4 separate regions of the Homo sapiens genome follow, and regions 2, 3 and 4 are each linked to region 1. Evidence: chromatin contacts called from ENCODE Hi-C or POLR2A ChIA-PET data. All regions are on one chromosome and are shown on one strand. Each heading gives the region's core, a stretch centred on a gene start or an enhancer-like site at or near the end of the contact. The rest is flanking DNA. Distances are from core to core; before and after follow the strand shown.

What was found. A loop is a pair of places that touch in the nucleus more often than their neighbours do. ChIA-PET counts read pairs that join two places held with the same protein, here RNA polymerase II (POLR2A). Pooled maps may share reads with other maps.
Region 2: a loop to region 1 is called in a pooled map, with 6 times the contacts of the local background. The contact joins the enhancer-like site here to the promoter of PHKB in region 1. A Hi-C loop is called at or near these places in 3 of 37 single-sample maps with no recorded cell type and 3 of 50 pooled maps. POLR2A ChIA-PET finds 5 or more read pairs at or near these places in 2 of 52 experiments (GM12878 and activated T-cell).
Region 3: a map of naive thymus-derived CD4-positive, alpha-beta T cell shows a loop between it and region 1 (11-fold over the local background). The contact joins the enhancer-like site here to the promoter of PHKB in region 1. A Hi-C loop is called at or near these places in 1 of 168 maps with a recorded cell type or tissue (naive thymus-derived CD4-positive, alpha-beta T cell), 1 of 37 single-sample maps with no recorded cell type and 7 of 50 pooled maps. POLR2A ChIA-PET finds 5 or more read pairs at or near these places in 1 of 52 experiments (activated naive CD4-positive, alpha-beta T cell).
Region 4: a map of IMR-90 shows a loop between it and region 1 (2.2-fold over the local background). The contact joins the enhancer-like site here to the promoter of PHKB in region 1. A Hi-C loop is called at or near these places in 1 of 168 maps with a recorded cell type or tissue (IMR-90) and 6 of 50 pooled maps. POLR2A ChIA-PET finds 5 or more read pairs at or near these places in 1 of 52 experiments (AG04449).

The regions. Positions count from the first base shown.
Region 1 is chr16:47,459,970-47,462,622 of GRCh38, forward strand. PHKB (phosphorylase kinase regulatory subunit beta) reads left to right here and starts at 1,362. Exons shown (of 31, transcript NM_000293.3): 1 at 1,362-1,457. The coding sequence starts at 1,382. It overlaps ITFG1 (integrin alpha FG-GAP repeat containing 1), which reads right to left and starts at 1,094. Exons shown (of 18, transcript NM_030790.5): 1 at 869-1,094. The coding sequence starts at 1,076. RefSeq lists a silencer at 1,003-1,472.
Region 2 is chr16:47,015,362-47,018,014 of GRCh38, forward strand. No RefSeq gene overlaps it. Among named protein-coding and RNA genes, the nearest start is that of DNAJA2-DT, 43 kb to the left of the region's middle. Within about 2 kb of position 1,315, at least 4 of the 41 ENCODE cell types and tissues checked have a DNase peak (open chromatin) inside an H3K27ac peak, as active enhancers do; they include GM12878, where a contact is called at or near this core.
Region 3 is chr16:47,778,375-47,781,027 of GRCh38, forward strand. No RefSeq gene overlaps it. Among named protein-coding and RNA genes, the nearest start is that of LINC02133, 79 kb to the right of the region's middle. RefSeq lists enhancers at 1,123-1,212, 1,273-1,622. Within about 2 kb of position 1,362, at least 7 of the 41 ENCODE cell types and tissues checked have a DNase peak (open chromatin) inside an H3K27ac peak, as active enhancers do.
Region 4 is chr16:47,731,617-47,734,269 of GRCh38, forward strand. No RefSeq gene overlaps it. Among named protein-coding and RNA genes, the nearest start is that of LINC02133, 130 kb to the right of the region's middle. RefSeq lists an enhancer at 2,098-2,653. Within about 2 kb of position 1,300, at least 4 of the 41 ENCODE cell types and tissues checked have a DNase peak (open chromatin) inside an H3K27ac peak, as active enhancers do; they include IMR-90, where a contact is called at or near this core.

The DNA of each region.
Region 1 (2,653 bases), core at 112-2,611:
ACAGCATTGATCTTTAAGCAGCACCTGCTTCTGTAGGTACTCAAGAACCCTAAGACCCCCTAATGCCCACTGTCAGCATCAAGATTTACAAAAAAGTTAGTTTAACGATTGTCAAAGCAAAGAATTTCCAAGAACAAGTTAGCAAAGAAAGTAGACATTTGGAACACTAAGGTGATGACCAAGATGAGGAAGGAGTACACGAAAGAACAGGCAGCTCAAGAGAGAAATTTCTGTAGTTTGAGACTGCTTTCCCAAGGAGGCATTGGGTTTATCAGTGGTCCCTGCAAAATGCTTGTGTGAGCTGTTTAGTGTTTAGGCCCTTGGAAGGGTACATTCGCTTCATAGAAAGTTGTGGCCTTGACAAAGAAAGGGGTGGGCGAATTAGGTAGGTGGGGAGGCAAGAAGAAGCCCCCTATGAGAAGAGATTGTCAGGTTGCACCTTTTCATGTTCATCAACGGGGAAGGAAGACTGAAGCAAAATAGAAAGGAATGAGTGGGCCTTGGGAGCGAACGTTGAGGCAAGCTACAAAGATTCCTAGGAATCAGGAAGCACTTTGGAAAACAGGTGATTCCATGGGGAGGAGGGGGTAAGGTGACTGGGTGAGGGCCGCAGACTTCTTAGGAACAAAACTGAGGTGCTGTCAGGGCTTTTGAGGGTAGGTCAAACTGTAGGGTAGCTGGGTCAGAACCTGGGGTTGGAAAGGGTGGTGCAAAAGGACAAGCTGTTAAGAATGCTAAAGGGAAGGCCACAGGGCTGGGAGAGAAGGACCAGGAAATGCAGAAGGACCGGCCATTGGGCAATGGGTTTGGGGAACACCGGGAGAGGCACACGGACAGCGAACAGAGGGAGGGCCCGGCAAGCACTGACTTTCCCGCAGCACGAAGAGATCCGTCTGCTTGTCGGAGTTGAGGTCCCCGAAAGCCGCAAGGGTGCCCCAGGCCTCGGCCCCAAAGAGCTCGGCCGTGACGTTGTGCAGCGCCCGCGCTGGGACCGGCCCGACTCCCAGTAGTGCAAGCCCTGCGAGGAGCGGCGAGAAGAGGGCCCAGGAGCTCGGGAGCCGGCCCGCCGCCGCCATGGCAGCCCCTCAGCCCCCGCCCGCCGGCCCAACGCCGCGCTTGACGACAGCCGCAAAGCACCGCGTTACCGGCCGAGAGAGTGGCGCGCAGCCCCGGGACGCGTAAGAGCCGCTGCCGGCTCCTTTTTCTCTCTCCCACTAGGGCTGCCCTTCCGACGCTAAAAAAGCAGTGGAGCTAGGGTGAAAGCCGCCCTCACGCTCACTTCCGGCAGGCGCGCCTCCCGACAGTGTCGTGCGGGGGGCGTGGCCCGGCATTGCTGACAGGCGGCCCCGGGGGCGGTGGCCAAGGCGGCGACCGGAGCGCGATGGCGGGGGCGGCGGGACTCACGGCAGAAGTGAGCTGGAAGGTCTTGGAGCGAAGAGCTCGGACCAAGCGCTCAGGTTTGGCTGGCTGGGGCGCCGCCCCCCACCCGAGTACCTTGGGTGGTGCTTCGCCTCAAGCGCCTTGGCGGGAGGCAGGTGGGGGCCCTGGGAATGAACCTGTGCCCCGAGTTCCTCCTTAGAAAGCAGGTGGCGGCCCTGGCCTTGTTTCTAATATCTTCCTCCACCTCTAAAAATTAGGTGGCAGAGCCAGCTCCACTCTGCGTGTGCCCCCGACTCTATTCCGCTTGTGAGCCCCACTCGGAAAGTAGGCAGCGGTCCGGACTTCCCTTAGAGTCTTCTAACTTAAAAATCGGGCGGCGGCACATTCCTGGGAAAGGGAATGTGTCTTCCCTGTGAATGTGTCTTTCCTGTGAATGTTCTCTGCAAAAGTCAGATAGCTTAATCAGACCAAGTCAGATGTAACTACGATCTGGCTGCAGAAAGCCGGCGTCTGGGCTCCTTGCTTTATGTCTTATATCCCTTTTACATTCCCCACAGGTTCTAAGCAGTAGACCTGTCATCTATCTAGCAGAAACTGAAGGAGACTGGGCCTCAGATATTGAAGAGTATAGTTAGGGCCCAGAAAGAAAAGGGCTTCTTAAGTGGCCCCAGGTTGTGTGGTTTCCAAACCCGAAAGCATAGAGGTCAGAAGGTGCCTTGCAGGCAGTTTTAACAGTTCCAAGTGTCCCGAACTGACTTGTTCAAATTGCAACGTCATGACTTGTGGCGTTATTAAAACTTCCTGTATTCCTGGTTGGCTGGATATAATCTTGAACAAAAGGCATGCACTTAAACAGGAAAGGTGAAAGGCGGAATGCAGGTTTTCAGCTAAGGAGCTTCCCTTTTAAAGAATTGATGAAGTGTCATTATTGGGGGTGGGTGTGAAAGGTGTTAGCTAGGAAAATTAACTTTGCACTTGCATTGATATTAAGAAATTATTTTCGGACGGGCGCGGTGGCTCACGCCTGTAATCCCAGCACTTTGGGAGGCCGAGGCGGGCGGATCACCTGAGGTCAGGAGTTCGAGACCAGCCTGGCCAACCTGGTAAAACCCCATCTCTACTAAAAATACAAAAATTACCTGGGCGTGGTGGCGGGCGCCTGTAACCCCAGCTACTCGGGAGTCTGAGGCAGAAGAATTGCTTGAACCTGGGAGGCGGAGGCTGCAGTGAGTGGAGGTCGCACCACTGCACTCCAGCGTGGGCGACAGAGTGA
Region 2 (2,653 bases), core at 65-2,564, 440 kb before region 1:
ATCTTGGACTTCCCAGCCTCCAGAAATATGAACAATACATTTCTGTCATTTAGAAGACATCAGTTGATGGTATTTTGTTGTAGCAGCCAAAATGGACTAAGACACATCACCAGGAATCTGGAACCAAAACTGTAGGAGCTGCGTGCCCGCAGTTCTGGCATCCTCCTTTATCCTACTCTTTGCTCATTTGCTTCCTCAGCCTACTTTCCTGATAGTTTTGACCTACAGATGACCTTGGCTTTTTCTTTGGCTAATTGCTGATGTTGCTTTTAAAATTAAAGTAATACATGCATAAGTAGAAAATGATTTCTTCCCCACTCTGGATCCCTAGTCCCCTCCACCAGGAAGCAATTTCTGTTAATAATTGTGTCTTAGACATCATCGCAGGTATTTTCTATGCATATATATCCCCATTCTGTATACAAATAAGGGCATGCAACATACATCTTTCCATTTTCACCAAAGTTTGATAAAAACTGTACCCCAAAACAGACGGGTTTATTATTTTACCTTCTTTGGCCAATGCAGAGTTCATATTAGAAAAAATCCAATAGAACCGTTTATATTTTTTCTGTAGTCTTATTCATTCTTTAGATTTTCTTTTTCTTTTTCCAAATCAGATGATCCCTTGGGAGGCATATTAAAGGGTTTAAAATTTAGATCATAAAATAAACCACTCATTTCCAATAAGTAATACAATACCACGCATTATTCAGACACACTGACCATGGTGTGTGTGGCAGGGAATGTTTTATGACTTAAAATTCACAGTGCTGTCATTCTTGCCCAAAACGAGACCAATTTCTACTTTGTGGTGGATATACAGCTGAGGTGTTCAAGAAATAGAGCATTTTCTATTGTTCTGTAGCCTATTTATTTATTTATTTTTTGAGACAGAGTCTTGCTCTGTTGCCCAGGCTGGAGTGCAGTGGCGCAATCTCGGCTCACTGCAGCCTCCGCCTCCTGGGTTCCAGCAGTTCTGCAGCCTCCGCCTCCCGGGTCGCTAGGATTACAGGGACGGACCACCACACCCAGCTAAGTTTTGTATTTTTTTAGTAGAGATGAGGTTTCACCATGTTTGCGAAGTTGGTCTCAAACTCCTGACCTCAGGTGATTGGCCAGCCTCTGCCTCCCAAAGTGCTAGGATTACAGGCGTGAGCCACCACACCTGGCCTATAACCCAATTTAACTTCTACCCAGGACCCCCAGTTGACTAAGGTTGTGGAAATGTGGCATTCTTCCCTGCCCTGGGGTATTGTCTAAGCCCCAGGGCTTCTGTAATACCAGGAAGTTGGGGTTTGTCCTCTATGTTGCCTACCAGGTGTCCACACAGCCATCCATCCACGTCTGCCTGGTCAGGTCCGGTGGACTGGTCCATGCTGTCGTGAATAGGGTCAGGGCTATTCTTCTGTGGCCTCCATTGCTGTGCACAGGCTTAGGAAGTAACTGTCACCCTCTGTGACCACATTCCCCTAGACGCCTATGTGTTCATTTCCTTTCTGGGGTTTTGCAACTTTCCCACACAGGGGAACACAGGCCTCCTATGCTCTCAGATCCTTTGCTTGCAACGTGTTTTCTTCCACAATGTCTATGGGAAAGCACTGGTTCCCATTATCCACATTCATCACTTTCCCTCTCTTCTCTTTTCTTGCCCCACCCAGTCTGCCAGCCCCTCAATCAAGGCCTCTTTTGCTTTTGTGTGGGATAAATGCAGGCAGGGGGTAGGGAAGGGCAAAGGTGAACCTTCTTCTACTACAGCGTTATTATTCTCTTCGCATTTCTTTTGGTCTTAGTTCTTTTGGTCTTAGTTCTTTTGGTCTTAGTTCTGCCCGGCTGGTCTTCTCCTTCACCTGTATCTGGTCCCATAGCAATTAGCCCTTCCTGTGACATCATGTAAAGAATAATCTAGGCTGGGAGTAGTGGCTCACAGCTGTTATCCCAGCACTTTGGGAGGCTGAGGCAGGTGGATCACCTGAGGTTCAGGAGTTGGAGACCAGCCTGGCCAACATGGTGAAATCCCATCTCTACTAAAAATACAAAAAAATTTGCCGGGTGTGGTGGCATGACCCGTAGTTCCAGCTACTCAGGAGGCTGAGGCACAAGAATCACTTGAAACCAGGAGGCAGAGGTTGCAGTGAGCCGAGATCACGCCACTGCACTCCAGCCTGGGAAACAGAGTGAGTCTCCGTTTTCAAAAACAAACAAACAAAACAAAACAAAAACAGTAAAGAATAATCTAGTAGAAATGCGCTACCTGGTGTGCATTTAATTTTCCTGAGGGCTCTATGTCCTAAAGTTTGATCTTCTTTCTGTCCCATGTCATAAGGTTAGAACGCGCAGGGTTTTGGCAAGCCTGAAGCAGAGGGCATAGATTCTGTTCTTTGTCTGTCCTGAGAAGAGAAGCCCTAAGGAGGGCAGCTCAGATGGCCCAGGTGGGAGGCGGAGCCACCGGGTCCAGAAGGTGGCCTGGATCAAGCCTTTAGTCTCAGGAGATAGAGTAGTTTCAGGTGGGGCATGGGAGGTGCCTGTGTCTCGCAGGCTCACACTGGTCCTCTCTCCCTGCTGGACAACTGGCCTTTGTGATTTCCTGCCTCTGACCCCACTTTCCAGATACTTCTGTACCAACTCCCACTGACCATAGACAGATGGATAT
Region 3 (2,653 bases), core at 112-2,611, 320 kb after region 1:
GGCAGTGTATGGCCGCAGCAGAGGTCCTGCTCCTTGCAGAGCAGGGCTACCCCATAAGGCAGTGCGCCCAGAGCAGCGGCTCAGGGGCAGTTCTGCAGTCACATTTATAACCACTTTTAATTATATGCAAATTAAGGGATGGAGTATTCAGAAATTTCTAGTAAGGGGCAGTAACTTCTCGTGTTGCCATGGAAAGGGGTGGTAAATCTTAGGCGTTGCCATGGCAATGGTAAACTGACATGGAACACTGGTGGGGTGTCTTATGGAAAGCTGCTTTCCATAAGACCCTGTCTTAACTAGTCCTCAATTTGGTCCAGTGTCTGAGCCTTCCTCCTACCTCACTTGGATTATGGATGTATTTTGAAGAGAAAATCACTGTGATTTGCTTATGGGTTCCATCTGGGATGGGAGAGAAAGAGGAATTGAGACTGATTCAAGGAATTGGGCATGTGGAAATACAATGTAACTCTCAATGCCCCAGTGAAGGAAGTGTCTCTGGAGCCCTCTGGAAACATATTGTTAAGGGCTGGGTTAGCAGGTCACACAAGATTGTCAAAAGACAAAATTACAACAAATTCAGTTTGAAGATCTTAATTGGTTTTTATCTGCAATTCTAGAATAAGGCAACAACTCATAAAACAAAATGAGTGTTCCGTTGAGCCAAGCAAAGGAGGTTGGTTTTATAGACAGTAAAGGGCTGAGGAAAGCAGAAACAGAACAAAAAATGGGTTGGTTGTTTCAAAGTTACTTTTCTTCTAAAGCAGAAAGAACTTTTTAAAATTATGCTGGCTTAAACTGGCCTGTTTGGAGATTTGGTTATTCTCTCTCTCTCCTGATTTCTTGGAAAGTTAGATTAACAGCTTAATTTCAGCTTGGTGGTATGGAACTTCAGCAAGAGTGACTTCAGTTTGATTTGGTTTGTTGGGCCTGGTGCAAAAGTTCAGTTCAAACAAATAAATAGCCTCCTCTAAATCTTATTTAGCATAATAAATCCCTTCCAACACTCCCATCCTCCTATGCCTGTGAATTTCTTCTCCTATATTGTACCAAGGAATTTCTGGCATTTACACTACATTCAGTGTAAGTCACCATTTAGTCCACTCTCACTCAACCAAATAAGCCACAGTTAGAACCATAGCTGTCTCCAGCACACTGAATCCAGAGAGTCTAGTAAGTGCATTCACATTGATGGATGCAGATGGAACTACAACTGCTTCTGCCTCCTGTGCACATTCTTCTGGCAAGTTATCTGGTGGCTTCTTGCTCCTGCAACCCACCTCCTCCAGGAAATGTTCCCTGAGTCATTGCCAGCACAGTGACAAGCTCCCCAGAGAGGCAGCCCACTCGTGAGCCCAGCTCACTTATCTCATCTTCCTGCGTTGGGGAGGAAACTGCCTCCAGAGACCGGAATTCCTGGGGCCTGCAGGGATACCCCCGATGCTGCAGGGGGAGGGACGGAGCTCCCAGGCCCCTTCCTACCAGAACGTTCTACAACCCCCATATAAATTCTTAGAACCCAGAGTTCCACGGAGCATGAAACAGTCATCTGCTTTCACTTTCATGTTATTGAAATCATGTGACATCACAAGGTCACAGGGCTGGACCAAGAAGGGAACAAGACTTGGATCTCCTTCCAAGGTGTGCAAGAGGGCCATGTTGTAACATATTAACAGTATCTTTCATAAAAGAGGGGAGACAGCCAGTGGTGATGAAGAGAGATTTTTTTTTTAAGTTTTCAATTAAGGAACTTGAAATTCTGAACATTTACATGTGAAATTCAGCTGCAGCATATCTGGATATAAATAATACATTGAAATTTATGTAGTTAAGCTTTACAGGAGTCGGACAAGCTCTGAAAGGATTTGCATTTCATTCCGTTTTTTAAAAAATGTGTTAACTAAAAATAAAATAATTTCAGGCATATAAAGTAACTAAGTCAGTAAGGAGAATTTGCAATAGAAAATGAGTCACATTTAATTCAGTGCCTGTGTCTTAAACCATTCATGGGATTAATTTACAGGATAAAGTCACCCTGGGGGTGGGAGAGGGAGGAGGCTGCTCTGAATTATAAGCCAGGACATTGGTTCTGGCCTCCGGATTGGTTCCATCTTATTCTTCCCTGCTCTTCTTAGAACTAGCTCTCCTTTTTGTTTAAACAATGCCTGGTAAATATTTCTGCAGCTGGAGAGGTCGCAGGTGTGGCAAAGAAGGACAGGAGGTGAGAGGAGAGGAATAGATGGGGAGACCCATAGGCTGGGCTCTCTCCACATTCATCTTTTCCTTGATCCATCGCTTAGGGCTGCTTTTCTCCTGAGTGTTCAATTCCGAGCAGGCATTCAACAGCCTTTTGGTGATTATATGAGTCTCCTGAGAGGCTATAACAAAGCATGACAAACTGGGGGCTTCAACGAAGGAAAATTTATTTGTTACAGTTCTGGAGGCCGAATTCCAAGAGCAAGGTGCAAGCTGATTCAGTGCCTGGTGAGGGTCTGTTTCCTGGTTCATAGATGGCCCCTTCTTACTGTGTCTTCCCATGACAGAAGGGGCTAGGTAGGCTCTCTAGGGTCTCTTTTTAAAGAGCACTAATCCCAGTCATGACCTGATCACTTCCCAAAGGCCGCTAATACAATCACTTTGGGGGTTAACTTTCAAC
Region 4 (2,653 bases), core at 50-2,549, 270 kb after region 1:
CAAAGGATGGGGTGAAAGACTCTACCTCATGAGGGGAGGAGCCACAGATCACATTGCACAAGGCATTGATACAGGGGGGATAAAAAACTGGGGGTTTGGTTTTTGTTTGCAGTTTATCACACTGGAAGAATTTTATACAGACACTCAGATACAAACAAAAAGCTTGTTTTAGCTGCTGGAATGTATTATAGAAGCAATGATCAGAGTGGTGAGACGAGGGGTCAGAATGTAAAAGAAGATGTTTTTCCTGCACTCTAATTTTAAGCATCCTTTCTCCCAGGGTTCAACCTTGGTTATTTTGCTGTTGTTATTCTCTCCCTTCTTATTTGGCCACATTTTCAAAGAACTGGGATTTTCAGAAGCCTAAGATCATTTAAGATACAGGTTTAAATCCTGTGTGTTTGGAGTCTTTGTACTGTGCAGTTGAGTACTTTTGACTATAATAGTTATTTTTCTAAGATGTTCATACTCACTATTTCTTTGTGGCATTTGAGAAAGTCCTGTCTTCTAATTTAGGATCATCAAATTAAAAAAAATTGAAACGCTCTTCCCCACTCCTCTCCCAAAATTATCTTCTGGCAATATTTGTGGAGCTACAATTTGCACCTCCTGTGAAAGTCTTGAGACTCCAGACCTGGAGCTGCCAATTCAGGAGCCAAGGCGGATGAGGTCTGAGTGAGCTGTTGGACAGTACCTAGGAGGCCGTAGGAAGTGGTGTTGGGTCCTGTGGTAGACCAGCAGTTCTTTACATTTACATTTGCTACCTGTTAACATCACCCAGGGAGTTTTTTATTTTTTTATTTTTTTATGCCCAAGCTGCATTCCAGACTAATTAAAACAAAATCCTTGGGAGTGGAATTCAGGTATTACTATTTTTTTTTAAGTTCCTTGGGCAGTTTTAATATGCAGCCAAATTTAGGAACTAGTGAACTAAGCCAGGATTTCTCAATCTTTAATGTGCAGACAAATGACCTGGGGACCTTGTTAAAATACAGATTCTGACTCATCCTGTCTGGGGTAGGCCTGAGATTCTGCATTTTTGGTAAGTTCCTGAGTGCTGCTGATGCTGTGGGTCCTCAGACCACAGTATGACTAACAGGATGTAAAGTAGAGAGCTCAAGCAGCCTGAAAACTTTTTTTGCAGGGGGCAGGGGACTGGTCTCCTGTATGAACATAATTTGTGCCGACAATTCAAAATTAAGAGATTTCTCATAAAAATGGTTATTTCTGGTTTCTCTTAAAAAAAAAAAATGAAAGTGCCTACAATCCCCAGCTCTGCCTTTCCACACAGACTTGTGCTAAAGAGTGACTGCCCCACAGGAGGGGGTGCAGGTGACTCACCAGGGCAGGCTCTGAAATGCCTTTCCCTGCATTTGTTTATGAATAGGATGAATCTGTCTTTCATTTTTTCCATATAGACTGGCAAGTCGTCTTAGAACGCACAAGCGTACATGTGCGTCCACAGCAAAACCACGAAGTCAAAACACCAGATGATAAAGTGGAAAAGGCAAAAGGAAAAGGGAAAGAATAACAATTCTTTAAAAGTTACATGTGTTTATCAGTAAGGAAGGTTTTGGTTATATCAGAAACTTACTTGAGCTGTTTTAAGGGAAAAAATAAATGAGGGAGAGGCTGGGTGCAGTGGCTCACACCTTAATCCCAGCACTTTGGGAGGCCAAGGCAGGCAGATCACTTGAGGTCAGGAGTTTGAGACCAGCCTGACCAACAGGGTGAAGCCCTGTCTCTACTAAAACTACAAAAAATTAGCTGGGTGTGGTGGCGCACGCCTGTAGTCCCAGCTACTCTGGATGCTGAGGCAGGAGAATCGCTTGAATCTGGCAGGTGGAGATTGCCGTGAGCTGAGATCGCACCATTGCACTCCAGCCTGGATGACAGAGTGAGACCCTGCCTCAAAAAACAAAAACAAAATAAGTGAGGGAGAATTGTAAGCATAGAACGGTGCTCATGGACCCGTGATGCAGCAAGGCTTTCAGGGAAGAATAGAACCAGGGAGGGGCCTGGCTGTCAGCAAGGGGGACCCTTTCCTTGCTTTCATCTCACTCCTCTCTGGACATTCTCCTCCTCCTGTGTCTTTGCTTTCTCGTTCTCCAGTCCACACAGTAGAAAACACAGCCACCAGCAGTACCTGCGTTTACATACCAGGGGCCTTGCTATACATTCCCAATCCATATTCCTGAGGAAGAAATTATAATGGCTCAGCCTGGTAGAGGAGGAGGGACATCGCTGTTAACTGGGAGAACTGGAGGATGTCCAGCGAAGCTTCTGTTATGCTAAGGAAACTTATTGCAATTAAGCATAAACATTGAGCCATCCTATGTGGAGAGAATGAATGCGCTGAAATTCTAGAATGGCCCCAGCCCATCCCAGAGGCAGGGGATAGACAACGAGGTGTCTCGACTCCTTTGCTCCTATGGCATCTTTGCCTTTTGAAGGAGAATCTGTCCAGTTGCAGAGTCAACTATTTCTCAATAATGATAATAATAATAATAATCCTGAAGATGCAGCAAGACCAGCAGTGCTTCACTGATTTTTTTTCCTTTCCAAAAGGCATGCAGAGCATGATAATCACCTGAAGGCAGCAGCTCCTGACAGCCGGCTACAGGCTGGCTTTCATGTTGTGGGTGGCATTAGG